Linked DNA regions of Homo sapiens: region 2 is linked to region 1. A link is a loop called in an ENCODE intact Hi-C map of the cell type or tissue named here. Cell type or tissue: heart right ventricle. All regions are shown on one strand.

The links. A loop is a pair of places that touch in the nucleus more often than their neighbours do. Peaks named below come from ENCODE experiments on the same cell type or tissue, not always from the same donor. Only the 100,000 strongest peaks of a DNase experiment are listed, where the experiment ranks them.
Region 2: a loop joins it to region 1, with 6 times the contacts of the local background. A loop is called at or near these places in 10 of 110 quality-filtered maps.

Annotation. Positions count from the first base shown.
Region 1 is chr7:49,478,543-49,486,542 of GRCh38, reverse strand. No RefSeq gene overlaps it. Among named protein-coding and RNA genes, the nearest start is that of VWC2, 290 kb to the left of the region's middle. In heart right ventricle, a CTCF peak has its summit at 3,227; no DNase peak of the experiment used is centred here.
Region 2 is chr7:49,774,095-49,782,094 of GRCh38, reverse strand. VWC2 (von Willebrand factor C domain containing 2) reads right to left here. Exons shown (of 4, transcript NM_198570.5): 1 at 7,982-8,000; 2 at 5,964-6,762. The coding sequence starts at 6,659. Among named protein-coding and RNA genes, the nearest start is that of VWC2, 4.5 kb to the right of the region's middle. In heart right ventricle, a CTCF peak has its summit at 4,899 (motif pointing left); a DNase peak (open chromatin) is centred at 4,897; H3K4me3 peaks cover 3,939 bases; H3K27ac peaks cover 6,272 bases; H3K27me3 peaks cover 2,910 bases.

The DNA.
Region 1 (8,000 bases):
GTCACAATTTTTTACTTTTAATTAAATGCAATTAACTAGATTGTTGTTACTTTTGTAACTGGATCCTTCTCTTTTAAAAATGAAAACATATACAATTAAGAATAGATGAATTTAAAAGAATCAAAATCAGTTAAGATCTCTTCAGATCAGAAAGAACTGGATGTTAGTTAGCATTTTATAAAATCGTGATGTTTAAAAGAATTTAGAAACCCTATCAAATACAATTTTAAAATATGTATTGAATAATCAGTTTAGATCTGTGAGTTGTAAGCTAATTATTAATGTATAGTACTGAGTTATATAATTAAACTTTGAGTATAAGATACATTTAAGTAAACATAAAGTATAAACCATATAAAATAAAAACTATAAGTTAAATTTATTAAATTTAAAACATTTAAGCTCTTGAGAAGAATATTTTTGGCTACAAAATTCAAATACATAAGCTAGAAACTAAACATGAAATTAAGTATAAAAAGATTTTAAAGGTGACTAACAAATTTTGTAAATGGAATCAAATATTGAAATGCTCATTTGAAGTGATTACTAAAATGTGCAAGATTTATAAATAGAATATTTTATAAATTGAATGTTACATATTAATAAATATCTAGCCTTTTGTGCCTTTAGCAACTGGAATACTAATTGTATAAAACAAAAATAAAGCTCTAATTACACTTCTCTGTACAAAATAATTTTCAGGGATAGTAAAATCACACATCAGCATATGTAAGAGACTGTTAATCCAAAAGAAGATATTTCTCCCTCTCAGAATTTGGGAGCAAACTCAGAAATATTCACCTTCTAAAAATTGTCTTATCAGAAGAAAGACTGTTTTGGCAAAGATATTTGCAAAGTTATTATAACAGACAATGCACAATAAACACTATGTGCCAGGAAGCAGGTTAAGATTGTCCAGATATTTATGAACATAAAGCCTCACAACAGTCCTATAGGGGTAGATATTATTCTTCTTCCCATGTAACAAATGGCAAACAAAAGCATAGTGTAGTTAAAGAAGTTTCCCAAAGACACACAGCTGCTGGGAAGTAGAACTGGCTTGCAAACTGTGGTCCTCAGCACCATCCAGTTCTGGTAGTAATGAAAGCACATCATATCACATCATTCCTTCATGGACATAGAGGTTTCTTTCATTGCCTTGAAGAGGACCAGACTCTTTACCTAGGTCTGGGACCAGAACGTCTCTTGGAATGCCCCAAGCTAGTACTCTTGTTCTGAATGACAGCAGGTAACCCTGCATGCTGAGTGTGGCAGGAGGTGCTCACAGGTGAGCTTTCTGCTGAATTGTTCCTGGCTTCTGGTTTCAAATCTCCAACTCCCCCCAGTAGAGATAACTGATAAGGTCTCTTCAGAAAGAGTTCTAAGATGCCCAGGCCAGCTGTAAGAACATCTCTTAATCTTGGCCTCAAGAGTGTGGTCTAAGGACAAATACCCTTGTGCATCTGGGAGAGGCTTTGGGGAGAGGGCTTGAGTAGTACACACAAGAGGCCCAGCAAGTGTGATATTCACTAGATGGGTCCCGGGGTTAGTTGTAGTTTGGAACCTAGAGGCCTGAGATCCAGAAAAGACAAGTTGAAATAGTGAGTTAATAGTTTTCTCAGTCTCTCCCAACCTTGTCCACAAATCAGAGTATTCATGATTTTCTTGAATTGGAATAAAAAGGCTTAAGGTTTCCACATATTCTTTGGGCTGTAACTTTCTCGGTGAAATGGAACCAAGAACTGGCTACAGTGAGATCAGGGAGCACTTATTTCTTTGAGACATGCAGACTTCCTGAGTCCTTGTGAATAAGAGAATGGAAGATTAAGCAAAGCAAAGTAAAGGCAAATGTGCATGAAAAGATGCATTTGCAATTGCATGACCGGGAAATTATGGCCGAATTGGAGACCGAATATTTTTTAAGTGTATAGGAAGTCTTCTAATGACATACACTTCCTTGGAATGGGTGCTAACCGTCTTCCCTGTATTCACTCATCCATTCATTCATTCATTTATTCATAGAACTTTACATGGGCCTTCTTCCAGGTAGAGGAAAGCTAGTTAGTCATTGGTATGATTCTTGCCTTGCAGGAAGAGTTGTAACAAACCTCTCTAGAGTATTGAAAACCCACATAATCCTCATGTACTGGGCCTCTAGATTACCTAACATAACATGGTACTTTTCTTAATAAGAATAAAGCAAAGTATAGCACCCTGTGTGCAAATAACTTAAATGTCTGCTCTGCAGAATAAACTTGGATATTCCGGCAGGCAGTTGGTGGGTACTGGCATGTGACCTCAGCCCCATATTTGCATTTTGCAGTGATGATGCAGTGATGCCTTCTCCACAGAATGGAATAAAGATTCCATGTCATCTGTTGTCTCAGAGTGAGTACCCTTGGATCAGGTTCACTGGAATAATAAATATCTATTTTCACAGTGATGAAAGCAAATGTCCAAGCCTGACAGCTTCCTCCAGTCTTGAGTGGGGCAATTTGTCCCTTACCCCCACCAGCTGTGGTAAGTGAGCCAATGGCTGTATGAGTATGTAGCATTATGCCGCATCTAAGAAAGTTAGAGCTGGGGCAGGTCATGTTCAAATATGCCATCAAATTCAGACAGGCTTGAAGTGGGACTCTGAGGCCAGAGTGGGGACAAGAATTTATACTGCAAAATAATAATTCATAGGTCAAAATGATATTCTAGCATGGTCACTACTAGTATTGGCAAGCTGTTGGCAAGGAATGGGCAATACATTTCCTGTGTTCCTGGGAATATGTTGTGTGTAGGGCTGGAGAAATTAACAGTCTCTGAGGAGAAGATGTATGGGGGTTGTTGAAGGTATGTTATGACATTTTTTTGTCTTAGTTTGCTGTGTGGGCATAAGGCCACCAGGTATGGAGCCCTTTTGAGGTATGGAGAAGAAGAGAGATGTTTACCAACATTCTTGAGAAAGGGAGAATGCGGAGTCGGATTATTTTCTGAGTTGTGTGTACTGCTTTTGGAATTTCCCTTTCCCCAAAACCTTCCCCACAGTGGAGATGGCTGTATTAACAGCCTCTTCCCTTAAATACTCTACTAGAAGGGATTCCTCTACAGGATTCCACAGGGCAAGGCTCTGTGCTGTGTGAGCCAATTGGAACACTGAGGAGGATGTGAGTGGGTGTGTTGCATGAGTTCCTGAATGTCAGAGATTTTTGACTCACTCAATCCTGCACCCTGCTGGACAGAGTACCTGCCAGAAAGTATTCAAGCAATAAATAAACACGGAAGCCTTTGCGGGGGAGACATTTGTTCTTCTAGCCATGTCTCTATAAGGAGGAAAACATAAACATGCTTCCCATTTCAATCCATGCAGAGTCTTCACTCTTTTCTCCACATTTACCTGAATCCCATTGACTCATTTTTAGATCAGAAAGTTAATTAATCATTGGGGACACTTGAGCATGGAGTCTGTGATTAAGAGCCACAGACTATATTTTTCTATTTCTCTATTTTCCCAATTTCTATGCCACCTTTCTTTATTATCAGTCCATTTAGGAATAGGATTCTTTGTATATGTGAAGATTCTCAGGAGCTAGTTTCTGACTGAGAGATGTCAAGCAGATCTAATGAGAATACCAGTTTTTGCACACTGGCTCTGCAGTAATGCAAAGTGATATAATATTAGGTGCAGCACAGAGAATGAGGAAGCAATGTATTCACATTGCTGAGTGAGTGCTAGATGAGCCTGGCTCTCCAGTATAATTTCCTTCTCATATTGGAATAGGGGCTATGTGTTGCATGGGCTGACAGCTCCATTGGAGTGGGACAACCACACAAGATATGGAGCATTTATTATTGAAGCAATATTCCATGTTGGGTCCTATATCCATTTATACATAAAATAAATGATGGCTGACAAGATTTATATCTTATTGCTAAGGGAAATGATAACATTTCGAAGATCAACATTTTCATATGCAACATACATCAATGCCAGAGTTAGTGAGTGTTAATTATTAGTTCATTCTTTTTCCTCTTCCATACATATTTATCATGGCCTTTAGGGATGCAGTCATTTTTAGCTATGCAGAAAGGCAGATCACTTTCTTCTTGATACCACCATCATAACTGTGAAGCCCTGCTATATTTTCATAATACCTATTCATTTTTTTTGTTTTATTACCTATTTCTGGTTTTTCAACTTTTGTTTTGGAACCAGAGGGTGCATACGCAGGTTTTTTAGGCAGGCATATTGTGTGGTGCTGAAGTTTTGAGTACAATTTAATCTGCCCCTCCAGGTGGTGAACATGCTACCAAATAATTAGTTTTTTTTTCCAACCATTACACCCTCTCTCCTCTCCTCCCTTTCTTGTATTCCCCAGCGTCTATTATTCCCATGTTTATGTTCATCTATGCTCAATGTTTTGCTCTTACTTATAAGTGAAAACTTGTGGTATTCGGTTTTCTGTTTCTCCACTAATTTGCTTAGGATACTGGTTTTCGCTGCATGCATGTTGCTGCAAAGAACATGATTTTGTTCTTTTTTATGACTTCATAGTATTTCATGGTGTATATGTACCACATTTTATTAATCCAATTCACCGTTGATGGGTACCTGGGTTCAATCCATGTCTTTGCTATTGTGAATAGCACTGCAATGAACATATAAGTGCATGTGTCTTTTTGGTAGAATGATTTATTTTCCTTTGTGTATATACCCAGTAGTGAGATTGAGGAGGTAGTCCAAATTTCAAGTGGTAGCCCAATTTCAGTTCTTTCAGAAATCTCCAAACTACTTTCTACAGTGACTGAACTAATTTACATTCTCACCAACAGCTTTTAAGCATACCTTTTTCTCCACAACCTCACCAATATCTGTTAATGTTTGACTCTTAGTATGTTTTTTGTTGAACATGGTTATGTTTTCCTTCCTCTGAAATTTTATTAAGAATATGTTGCTCTCATATACACTATTTTGACATTTTTAGACTTAACATGCTTGTATATTAGTTACAAAACGTCTTGCTCTTCTTTAGAAGACATTGTATTTTAAAGCAAAAGAAAAAAAGGGCAGCAAATCTTCTGTAATCACAGAGATATTATTTTAATGTGGTGCCTTTTGATATATCAGAGTAATAGGTTTTCTTTCCAAAACAATAACAAAAAAAGCTTTTGAGGAAGGAAAAAAGTGATCTTGTTTATTAAAAAACCTTGACTTTGAAACTTTAAACATTTTTATTGCTTCCATGTACAAAGACCACAAAGCTCCTAAGAGGCAGGCTCCAAAGGTCACTTATAGTGTTTTGCTACTGAAGTAGAATTCCACCTTATAATATCCACGAGTCTTCATTTTTACACTGAAAAAAGGAGTTCAAAATTTAGGAACTAGCACAGCCTGTTCTTGAACTGTGCTTGTTATTGGAAATACTTAACTCAAAAACAAATCATTTATTTGAAACTTTCCCTACTAGTTCTAACTCTACCATAGAGTCAGTTCTCTGTTCTTTATTTCCAAATATGTTCTCTAGACATTTGAAGAAAGGCATCATAAGGTTTCTAAAATAATCTTTCCTGTGATATGTAGTCTAAATATCATCTTTCCTTTAATACTTATTCAGTGGCTTTATTACATTTCAGGATTTCATGCTGGTTCCTGAAGACATGGATGTGAAGGAAAGAGCTTTTGTGTACATAGCCCACTGGGAAAGATGCTCAAAAAAAAAAAAAGAATGTTGTAGCAGAGTGATAACTCTGTGGGTGTGTAGCTGTATTTTAAAGTGGTAAACAAGCCTTAGCTTGGAATGGACACTTTACATGAAAACATGATTTCCTTAAAGTGAACTGGCAAACATGTTTTTTCAAAGCAGTTGAATAGTTGTTTTCTTTTCAAAATGGTTAAATTTGTACACAAGTTTATCTCAGTACTGATAAGTATATCACTCTTGGTAAATACATGTTGTTTGCATTTATGCCTGCCTCACCCCAGAGAGATAAACACATTCCCTACACTGAAAGTTGTAAATATGTTTTTTAAAATACTGAACAACCTAGAATGTACCGATAAAGAATGGTATATGTAGTAAGCAACTTGTATAACCAATGACATAATGGCTGATGTTATTCAGAATGTGGCTGAGAAACTGAGCAGATATAATGGGAAGATTTCCAGGTAGGATAAAAGTACACTTCTCCAAACCACCGCATCAAAGCCTTGCCTCTTTTCTGAGTGCATAGTTAGTTTAACACTGTCAAACGCATAACAAATATTTACCACATGGCAGGGAGGACTGTGTTTCACTAAAGATTGTGACAGATAGTGCCAGCTGAGAGTGAATGGCAGTCAGGGCACTGACAGACTGGACATCTTGGTTTCTACCTTCTTTCCTCTCTTGTTCATACTTGCCACTTAGTTAGTTACAGGAAATAAGTAGGATTTGCCTAAGCCAGGTGGTATTTGTGTGCAATTTATTTTAGTATTGTCTACTCAGTGATTTCTCAAGCACAAGCCTTTATTAGCTCCTGAGGTGTGGCTCCTACGAAGAGCACAGAAGAGAAGAAATTTTCAATTTGTTGGCATCTCATAACAGCTTCAAAACACATAAAGTATAAAAGATCAGAACTACCATGAGAAGTTCAGAAAACATAGTAGCAGATATTGATTTCACTCTCAGTGATTGATAGTATAGAAAGAAAAAGTCATTAAAGTTTTAGAAGAATTGAAGAATGTAATTAATATGTATGTATTCGTACAAATGAACATGTGTGACATGCATGTGTATAGTATACATGTAACCAAGTATGGCTCCAAGTGTGTTAAAAGATAAGTAAACTAGTCAAAATAAAAATATGTTGAGGGTGGCACAAATGCACATATGGAAGCTGGCAGCCCTGTGCCTGCCAGCACCCTGCTACAGCTGACAAGCATTCACCCTGCTGCCCTGCCACTATTGCTGGCAAGTATGAAGGAGCAAGGAACCCACTGCCACCACCCTGACAAAGTGCTTTGGCTGGTACTACCTGTCAGAGTGTTGTGGCCAGTGGTATGGGAATACCTCAGCCCCTCCAGTGCAGCAGGTTCTTAACCAGATAACAAAATTGGGGGCAGGATAACAAACTTGGGGGCCTGATACCAGCCCCCCACCCTCAAGAATGACAGCATGCAAGCCAGGAGTGCTGAGCTGAGCCTTGGCCCTCTAAAACCTTTCAGAAACAAAGCCACCTTAGATCACAATCAAACCCAAGGGTATCAAAGAAGATAAAAGCAAACAGACACACACACACACACACACACACCCCAAAACAAAAACACTGAAGGGAAAGCAACTTCAAAGATTGAAGGAACATCAGCCCACACAGATGAAAAAGAACCAGCACAAAAACACTGGCAACTCAAAAAACCAGAGTGTCTTTTTACCTCTAAATGACTGTATGGGTTCCCCAGCAATGGTTCTTAACCAGGCTGAATGGCTGACGTGATCAAAATAGAATTCAGAATATGGATATCAAAGAAGATCATTGAAATTAGGATAAAGTGAAAACCCAACACAAGGATTCTAAGAAATACAATAAAATAATACAGGAGATAAAAGATGAGATGGCCATTTTCAGAAAGAATAAAACTGATCTGACAGAGCTGAAAAACTCACTTCAAGACTTTGAGAATATAATAGTAAGTATTAACAGCAGAATCACTAAGCTGAGGAAAGAATTACAGAGGTTGAAGAATGGTTCTTTGAAATAACTCAGTCAGACAAAAGAAAAAGAGATAAAAGAAGGATGAACAAGACATCTGAGAAATGTGGGATTATGTAAAGAGACCAGATCTAAAACTAATTTGTGTCCCTGAAAGAGAGGGAGAGAAAGCAAGCAACTTGAAAAACGTACTTCAAGATATCTTTCATAAAAAGTATCCCAATCTTCCTAGAGAGGCCAATATTTAAATTCAGGAAATGTAAAGAATCCCTGTGAGATATAACACAAGACAACCATCCCCAAGACATAGTCATCAGATTTTT
Region 2 (8,000 bases), 300 kb before region 1:
GCTTGTCAAATACAGGCACTAGTAAACAAATGTTTTATATGCCATGAGCCAAATAGAATACCTCCTAGAACCAGATCTTCCTCTTGGGCCACCTGTTGCCCCACATGGGTCTGATAATCCCTGGAGTCCTACCTGCCTCTTGGGATCTAGTCTTCTTTTCACTGCCCCCTGGACTCATTCCCCCTTGCTCTCAGGGAAATCCTGGGACTAAGTGCTTTTAGTCCCATTACGACTCAAGACTTCATCCTTTGAAGGACACAGACATTATTTTGTTCATCAGATGGCCAAGTCAAATATGACAAATCCATGTAAATAAATGCTTAGCCAAGTGGATCAAGCATTTATTGGACATACATATAAGCAAGGCACTCTGGGCTTGTATAACTTTTCCTTTTTCCGGGTACCTGAAATGTTCTCCACCACACGCAAAATGCCACTTCATCACCATATGGTCACGAAGACACTATGCACGATCTTCAGAGTCCAACACGCTAGGATTCAAATCCTGTCTTCACCATTTACTAGCTCTATGACCTTGATCAAGCTATTTAACTTTTTCGGACCTTAGTTTTCTCTCCTTTAAAAATAAAGAAAATACCACCAACTCAGTCTGTTGTGTAAATTACTCCAGAAAAGCCAATATATAAAAAATATTGGCACTAGATAAATATTGATTCCCTTCTGCCCACTGTAAAAGATTATGGTGTTAATTCTATCATACTTCACATCAGATATTGTATGGAACATGCAAATAAGCAGTTTTTAAAGCTGTGTTTCCCCCACCTGAGTTAGGAACACATCTAAAGAGTCTAGATATGGCATATGACTCCCTCTTTAAAAAAAAAAGTCACTGTTTAAATGGCTTTAGACACAAGGGTAGAAAATGAGAAGTAGAGAATTTACAAAATCTTACTCAGAACCAAAACAAACTCAGAGACAGCAACAGTACATGCATTAGCCTGACTTGCAGAAAAGAACACAGATTGACTCATTTTACTTAGTGAAGGTGGATAATAATAGCATTGTTTTCAGTTAAGTAACATCAGCCAAAAGAATATAAATACCATTAGACTGAAAAGTGTGAATAACCGTAGCTTTCTCTTTGCTGGCACTTTCTCATAATTGATATAGAGATCTATTTAGATGAAGGTTTTGATTCCAAATTTCATGTTCAAATTTTTTTAATTGATAAAAACCTAGAAATAAGATTTTGCAGTGGGGTTAATGGCAAGTCAGATACGGAGGCAGTCAGAGAGAATTTGGTTTAACTCAGTGGTCCCAAATCATTTCACCTCCAAGTACCCCTTCCTGTTATCTCTCTCTCAACAGTTCTTATGCTTTGAAAGACAGTCTAGTAAGCTTCACTTATTAATAATTCATCTTCCCTTTTTCTTCAAAGACTTATACAATTGCCAATCAGAGCTCCTGATCGGCTACGATAACCAGTGTTGACACACTTTGCTGATATCAATCCTACCAAAAGCAAAGAAATGTGAAGATTTAGTTATCCTGTATGGCCCTATTTCAGAGTCACAAAAATTCCATTAGGTTTTATAAAACATGAAATAAGCTTGCAAACTCCCCTTTCCACCATCACAGTCCTCCAGGAGACCAAGATTCCCATGATGAAAACAACTTGTTTTGTTGAGCAAAATAGAATGATTTTTTTTCAATTAACACATTTCAAATGTGATTTGCTTCTGAACAAATCATGTGGCCACTGAGGCAAAATTTACAACTGCTCAATACAGCCCCTCTCCCTACCCTTAGTCACCTTTTAGTTTTCTGTGACACAAGGATCCATTCACATAAGTAATACAGGAACTCCTAAAGTAGCTCTCAGAATGCAATAGACACAGAATCAGAATGGTCAAGTTGAGCCCCTCAGTTAATGTTCATTGGCATACACTTCATCACCACTCACTCCGTGCCTTCGTCATAAGCACTGTTTTCCCATCATGTGTGCTGATGCATCCTCACACACCCCACTGTTACTACCTCGTTAGGTCTGTTTTAGGAAGTCAATTTTGGTCATTGACACTATGTTTTGGGCTAACCTGTGTGCTTCTACAATTCAAATTTTGAAGTCCTCACGCCAGTAGCTAAGAATATGACTGTCTGGAGACAGGTCTTTAACGAGGTAATTAAGTTAAAATGAAGTCAGGCCCCAATCCAATATGAGTGTGTCCTTATAAGAAGAGGAGATGTGGACACAGACAGATGCAGAGGGAACACCATGAGAAAACACAGGAAGAAGATGGACATCTGCAAGCCAAGGAGAGAGGCCTCGGAAGAAACCAGCCCTGCTGACACCTTGATCTTGGACTTCCAGATTACTTGGAAATGTGGAAGTCTGAAAATCTTGGATTTCCAGATTTATTCCAAGACAACAAATTTCTGTTTAAATTACCCAGTCTGTGTTACTTTGCTCTGGCAGCCCTAGCAGACTAATGTACTGTAGGAAGCAGAAAACAGTTAAAAATATCATTCCTTTACTGAAAAAAAAAAATAAGCCAATAGACAAGTTTCCTTATTCAAAGTTGGATGCCTGCTGGTATAAGTTAAAGAAAAAAAGACACTTGGTATCATTTGAGAGGCAGTGGAGAAAATTCTACTATTAACTATGTTTTTATTTGGATGTACAAATTAAATTACAACCATCCCTGGAGGAATGAACACATTACTCTCATTATTATTAGCAGCTTAATGGTATTTTGTGGAGTCAGTGAGATCTTTCACAAGTATCTAACTGAGATCAAACAGGCTGTAAAGAGAGGAAGTTTTAATGGGGTAAAAGAGTACAGAAAGAAGGGAAAAAACAAGTTTAGAATATGCAGAAAACTGAGTAGAGAAAGCAGCAACAAAACATGCCCAAAGAAAGAGAAGCCTATGAAGACAGGGAGAAACCGCACTCCTGCCGGAGCCAAATACCCTGCACATCACAAGCACAGCCAGGCTCTGGAGTTAATCTACTGCTCAAAGAGGGTCAAGCCTCCATCAATAACTAGTAATTTCCCCTCTCTCTCTGTCTCTGTCTCTCTCTCTCTCTCTCTCTCCCTCTCTGGAAGCAGAGAACAGACTGTTAAAGGATCTATGCATCTTGCAGGGACTGAGGCCCAAATAATCTCACTTTCACTTCCTTCCTTGCTAAAGTAAACAGTGTTCCAGGCATGACCCGACTGTACCACAATCTCCATTTGAATCACATTTTCTTCAGAGAAGTGCAAAGCACTTCAGACAGAATGCTTTCCTTTTTCATTTTCCATGTACTTTGTGCTATGCACATTACAGACTACAATCTCTCTCTGAAACCCAGAATACCCAGAGCAGGCATGTTAACAATTTCTGTGCCCTGGTACTCAGCATCATGACAAATCTCCATTACTGCAACCCACAAAGCCCGTGGACTCACAACTAACCCTATACCATTCTACATTCATATTTTCAACATTCTTCAAAAAAAGCATTGCTTTCTCTTTTGTACATTGAAGGAAACAAAAATGGAGACAATAAATGGCTTGCACAAGGCCACGATAAATTAGCAGAATGCCTAGAAATGTTCCCGATACTAACAAAAATGAGCAAACATGCTCTAACACTATAAAATCTTTATGTAGTTGACATATTGTAAGAACAAGCATATAATTAAAAATATGTAACAACTTTGCAACGTTCAAGCATGTGTGCATCCCAGCATCTGGTAATAAATGATGAAAGTTTAGAATGAAACGTCATTTGAAGATGGAAGATGCACTTAATATTCCAAAAATAGCTTTACTGGTATTTTAATTCTTCCTAAGATTGTAATCTTTCCAATTTCCCTTTTGTCAATATCATCTCCCATCCTCAGAGTTTGAAAACACATTCTACCTATGGACTACCAAACAGGTAGCAAAGAGGAAATTAAATGAGAGATCCCTCTCCTCCATAGACAAAAGCAGCTTCATGGCTGCTAGCATTTAGCATGAATTGTTAAGACAGAAGTTTGAATTATTTCCTTTACCTGTGATCTCAGGTAGGTAAGTGGACACTGAAGTATTTGGGCTTACTAGATCAAAGTGCTACTAATTCCTCAGTTTACTTCTAAGGACAATTCCAGAAAATTACTATGAAACTATAAATAGTGCAAACAACAAAAGGAATTAATTAAAAACCAACTGCTTATCTTTGACTTTAGAAGAGCCGATGATGTTACCAATTCAAAACTTAAGAGAATTGTTCTAGTGTTCTATGACCCTGCTCCAGGCCAAAATGGAAGGCCCCTCCTCTGAGCTCTTCTAGCACCCACAGGTTCCTTTACCTGGACACATTTGCCTGTGAACTTTTGTTCTGCACCCAAAACACCTGGAGAGATATCTACCAGACCCTCCCGTAGGCAGGAAGCATTTTGAGGGCAGGGTTTCTGATTTAGTTAATTTTGCATGGCCTGGGCGTGGTTCATATGAGTTGCTCATCCCAGTTGTCTTTCTCCAAAGGGCTGCAGTCAAATGTGAGTACTTAAGCAATGTATGCCTGGAGTTATATTTTGCTACATGAGCCTAGGGAAAGCTGGCCCCTTATCTTACAGATAAGAGAAAAGAAACCCAGAGGGCATATGTCTTTTGTTCCAGTCCTGCAGCTGGTTAGTGGTAAAGCCAGAATGAATAACCATGTTTCCTGACTCTAAATTCCAGCACTCTTTCCATACTTTGTACACTATATATAGATCTGTCCTTCCTGGCTTTGTACTTATATAACACTTGATAATTCATTGCCACAAGTCAGTAATTACATGGGCTTCACATCCTGGGAATTAGCAGATCTCACAGGCTAATTCCAGGAGGGGTATTCCAGCAGAATTCCTCCCTAAACCTTTGCTTTAGTAGCTGCACGTTCCATAACGCCCTCTGCAGGTGGGAAAAGGACAGCTATGGCCTGGTAAGTCAATGGGCTAAGTCCAGGCAGGCCATAGGTTGAACCTACCTTGAGGTGTTTGGAATAACTGAACACCTGTGCAGGTCTCTCTCAGGCCCCTAGCCCACTGGCAGAGATTTTACCTAGAGCCTGTGCATGCATGCTGTGCAGCACCTTCACCCAAACTAAAGCCCCAGTGGAGCTGGGCTTTTGGTTCAAGTAGAGTATAAGGGTTAAAAACCTAAGCTATGGAGTAGAACTGCTTAGTTTGACATATGAATCTGTTTCTTAATAGCTGTTCTGCCTTCAACACATTATTTAAATATTCTGTGTCTGTTTCCTCTTCTCCATAACATGGAGACAATGGATAATAATCCACCTCCTAGCATGGGATGAGATTTAACTAACGTACATGAAAACCAGCGGGATCCTGACGCACAGTAGGCATTAGAGAGATGGCCGGTATTATTAACATTACTACTACTCATCTGAAACAAAACAATTTTTAACCATTAACTGCACTTGTTGGTTTCACCATCCACTATGATTTGGCACCCAGTGAGCAAATATTTTCTTTTTCTTTTAATTTTTAGAACATTTGCATGATACCCTAAACACATAATCTAGGGAAATGGCTTTTTATATGAATAGTCTCCCTTAATTAGCTATTAGTTGAAGAATATATCCCAAATGGTACCGTAAATTACCCTGTGTTTGAAAGCAGGTTAAGAATTTCACCGACAACATTCCCAAATTAGGAGCAGTACATTAATGTTGAAAGTCCCTCCGATACCTGTTGGGATCCTTCCCTTCAGTGCCATAGGCTTCATCCTCATGAAGCCCTTTTAAAGTGAACACCGAAGGAATCCCTATGGATTGGCCACAGTGCTCTGGGAAGGATTACCTCTGCCCTGAAAAAGAGAGGTCATGTCAAAGGGACGTGAGCACAGTGCTCTCCACCTCTCAGAACCAGAGAGCACCTCTTCTTCAAAGTGGGGGACCACAGAACCAAAGCTGTTCCACCCCTTCCTGGAAGGTGCAAAGTCGCCCGGCGGGCGTTCGCATCTTACCACGAACTCCTCCAAAGTCTGATAGGTCTTGCCCCGGAACTCGCAGTAGTTCTTCCTCTCCTTGCACTGCGGGCAGCACTGGCTCGTGTCGACGTGGATGCAGCGCGGGTGCAGCCTCGGGCACTCGGGCTGCGCGCACAGCGGCCCCTCCTCGGTGCACAGGCACGGGCAGGCCGAGGGGCCCGGCGCGAACTTCTCCCCGATCGCGTACACGAAGCCGCTCTCGTCCACGCAGCCCTTGCCACGGTAGTCCGGGTACACGTACTCCTCGGGTGGCTCGGGCGTGGGCGCGAGTTCCGGGCCAATCGCGTCCTGGGCGGCTGCGGCCAGGGCTTCCGCCTGCGGGGTGTCCCCGCGGGGCCGGACCTGCAGATCCCCGGCCTTGGCGCCCCCGCCCTGGGAGACCCAGGCCTGCTTCAGCTTGCTCCACGGCTCACGGCCGGCGAGCCCACGGCCGCTCTTGCTCTTCCAGTCCCGGCCGCTGCCGCCCTCGTCCCTCGCCGGGCGCCCGAGCTCGTTCACCCGCCCCGGGCCGTCCCGAGAGGCGTGCTCACGCTTCTCCTGGCCCGGCTGCTCTGGTGCCTGGGCCAGCTTCTCCAGCGGGATGCTCGGACTGCACAGAGCCACCATCAGGCAGCAGGTGACCAGGAGGGAACTGGAGAGCGCGCCAACTGCCATCGCAGTGGAGCTGGGCATCCCCTACCACGTCCCGGCGGGCGGGCGGGCGGGGAGCGCGGCCGAGGGGCGAGTCGCATTCACAGCCCGGGGGCGCGCCGCCGCCAGCCGGGAGCCGCCGTCCCTGCGGAGAGAACAGCAGCACAACTGAGCCCCGCGGCCCGCGCGCGCCCCGGCCCGCCGCGGCCCCCACCCGGGCTCCGGCATAGCTCTAGATTAACGAGCTGGGCGACGGGGGCGGGGGCAGCATGCCCAGCGTCGGTGCACGGCCGGGGTTCTTAGACATCACAAACTGTGGAGCGATACATTGGAAGCGAAATCCAAGAACGACACCGGCCGGCGTGTTTCTGATGTAGTCGTGATTAGTGTTGGAGATGGCCAAGGGCGGCTTGCGGAGCCCAGGGAACGCAGCGAGCCAGGCCCGCGCCCCCCTGCAAAGCTCTGCCTTGAACCACGTAATTCAGGCACCCAGGGTGTCCCTCCCTAGGTCCTGGCCACATTTCCCGAAGGTTATTAAATGGAGAATTCAGCAGTGGAGTTAGAGACGGACGAATGTACAGGAAGATAAGAGGGAAACTCTTCCTCATTTGCTTTAGGGGGTTGTGCTGGGAAAATGCGGGGAGGTTAAACAAAGCTTCTCCTAGGACTCCACGATTCATTTCTAACAACTTCTTAAAAGACTCCCGTCTCGGGAGCAGACGCCCCCTCCCCGCTCTCTAAGCCCCGCTGCATGAAAGGATGCCCTCGGCCCCTTGCCAGAGGGCCGGGTCGGGGATTCCCGGGGCTTCAGCTCCTCTGCCGGCCCGCCCCTCCGAGCCTTGGGAGCCAGGTCGCCGGCCGCAGCGCTCAGTCTTGTAGTGTCCTGGCTGCGGAGCAGAAGCGCCCGGGCAGCACCAAGGTGTGCAGTGCGGGAGGCTGGGGCCCCAGGGCGCAGAGTGGGCGCGAGACCCTCCTACTCGCTGGATCCCGGCCAGCCTTTCTGGATTCCAAAGTTTCTGCCGCCCAAAGGGGCTGGGAGAGCCCGAGACGCCGCAGGACACCGGCAATCCAGCCTCTCTCCGCCTCACTCCCCGAACGCCCCCACTCTGCGCACTCCGGTGCGTCTGTCCCCTCCCCCTCAGCCCTCCTCCCTGAGGGCTCCGGACGTGCCCGGCCCTGCTGACCCCCTGCCCGGTCCCTGCCGACCTCAACACTGGGCGAAGCGCCCATATTCACAAACTTGGGCGGGGGAGGGGGTTCCTCCGGAGCAGCTGAGCGGCTGAACCCAGCTGGAGCGCGTCCGGCCGCGCGGGGACACCCAGCATGCACCCTCAGCCCTGAAGACCGGCGCCAAACCTACATACATGAGCGCAGGGCGCGGGC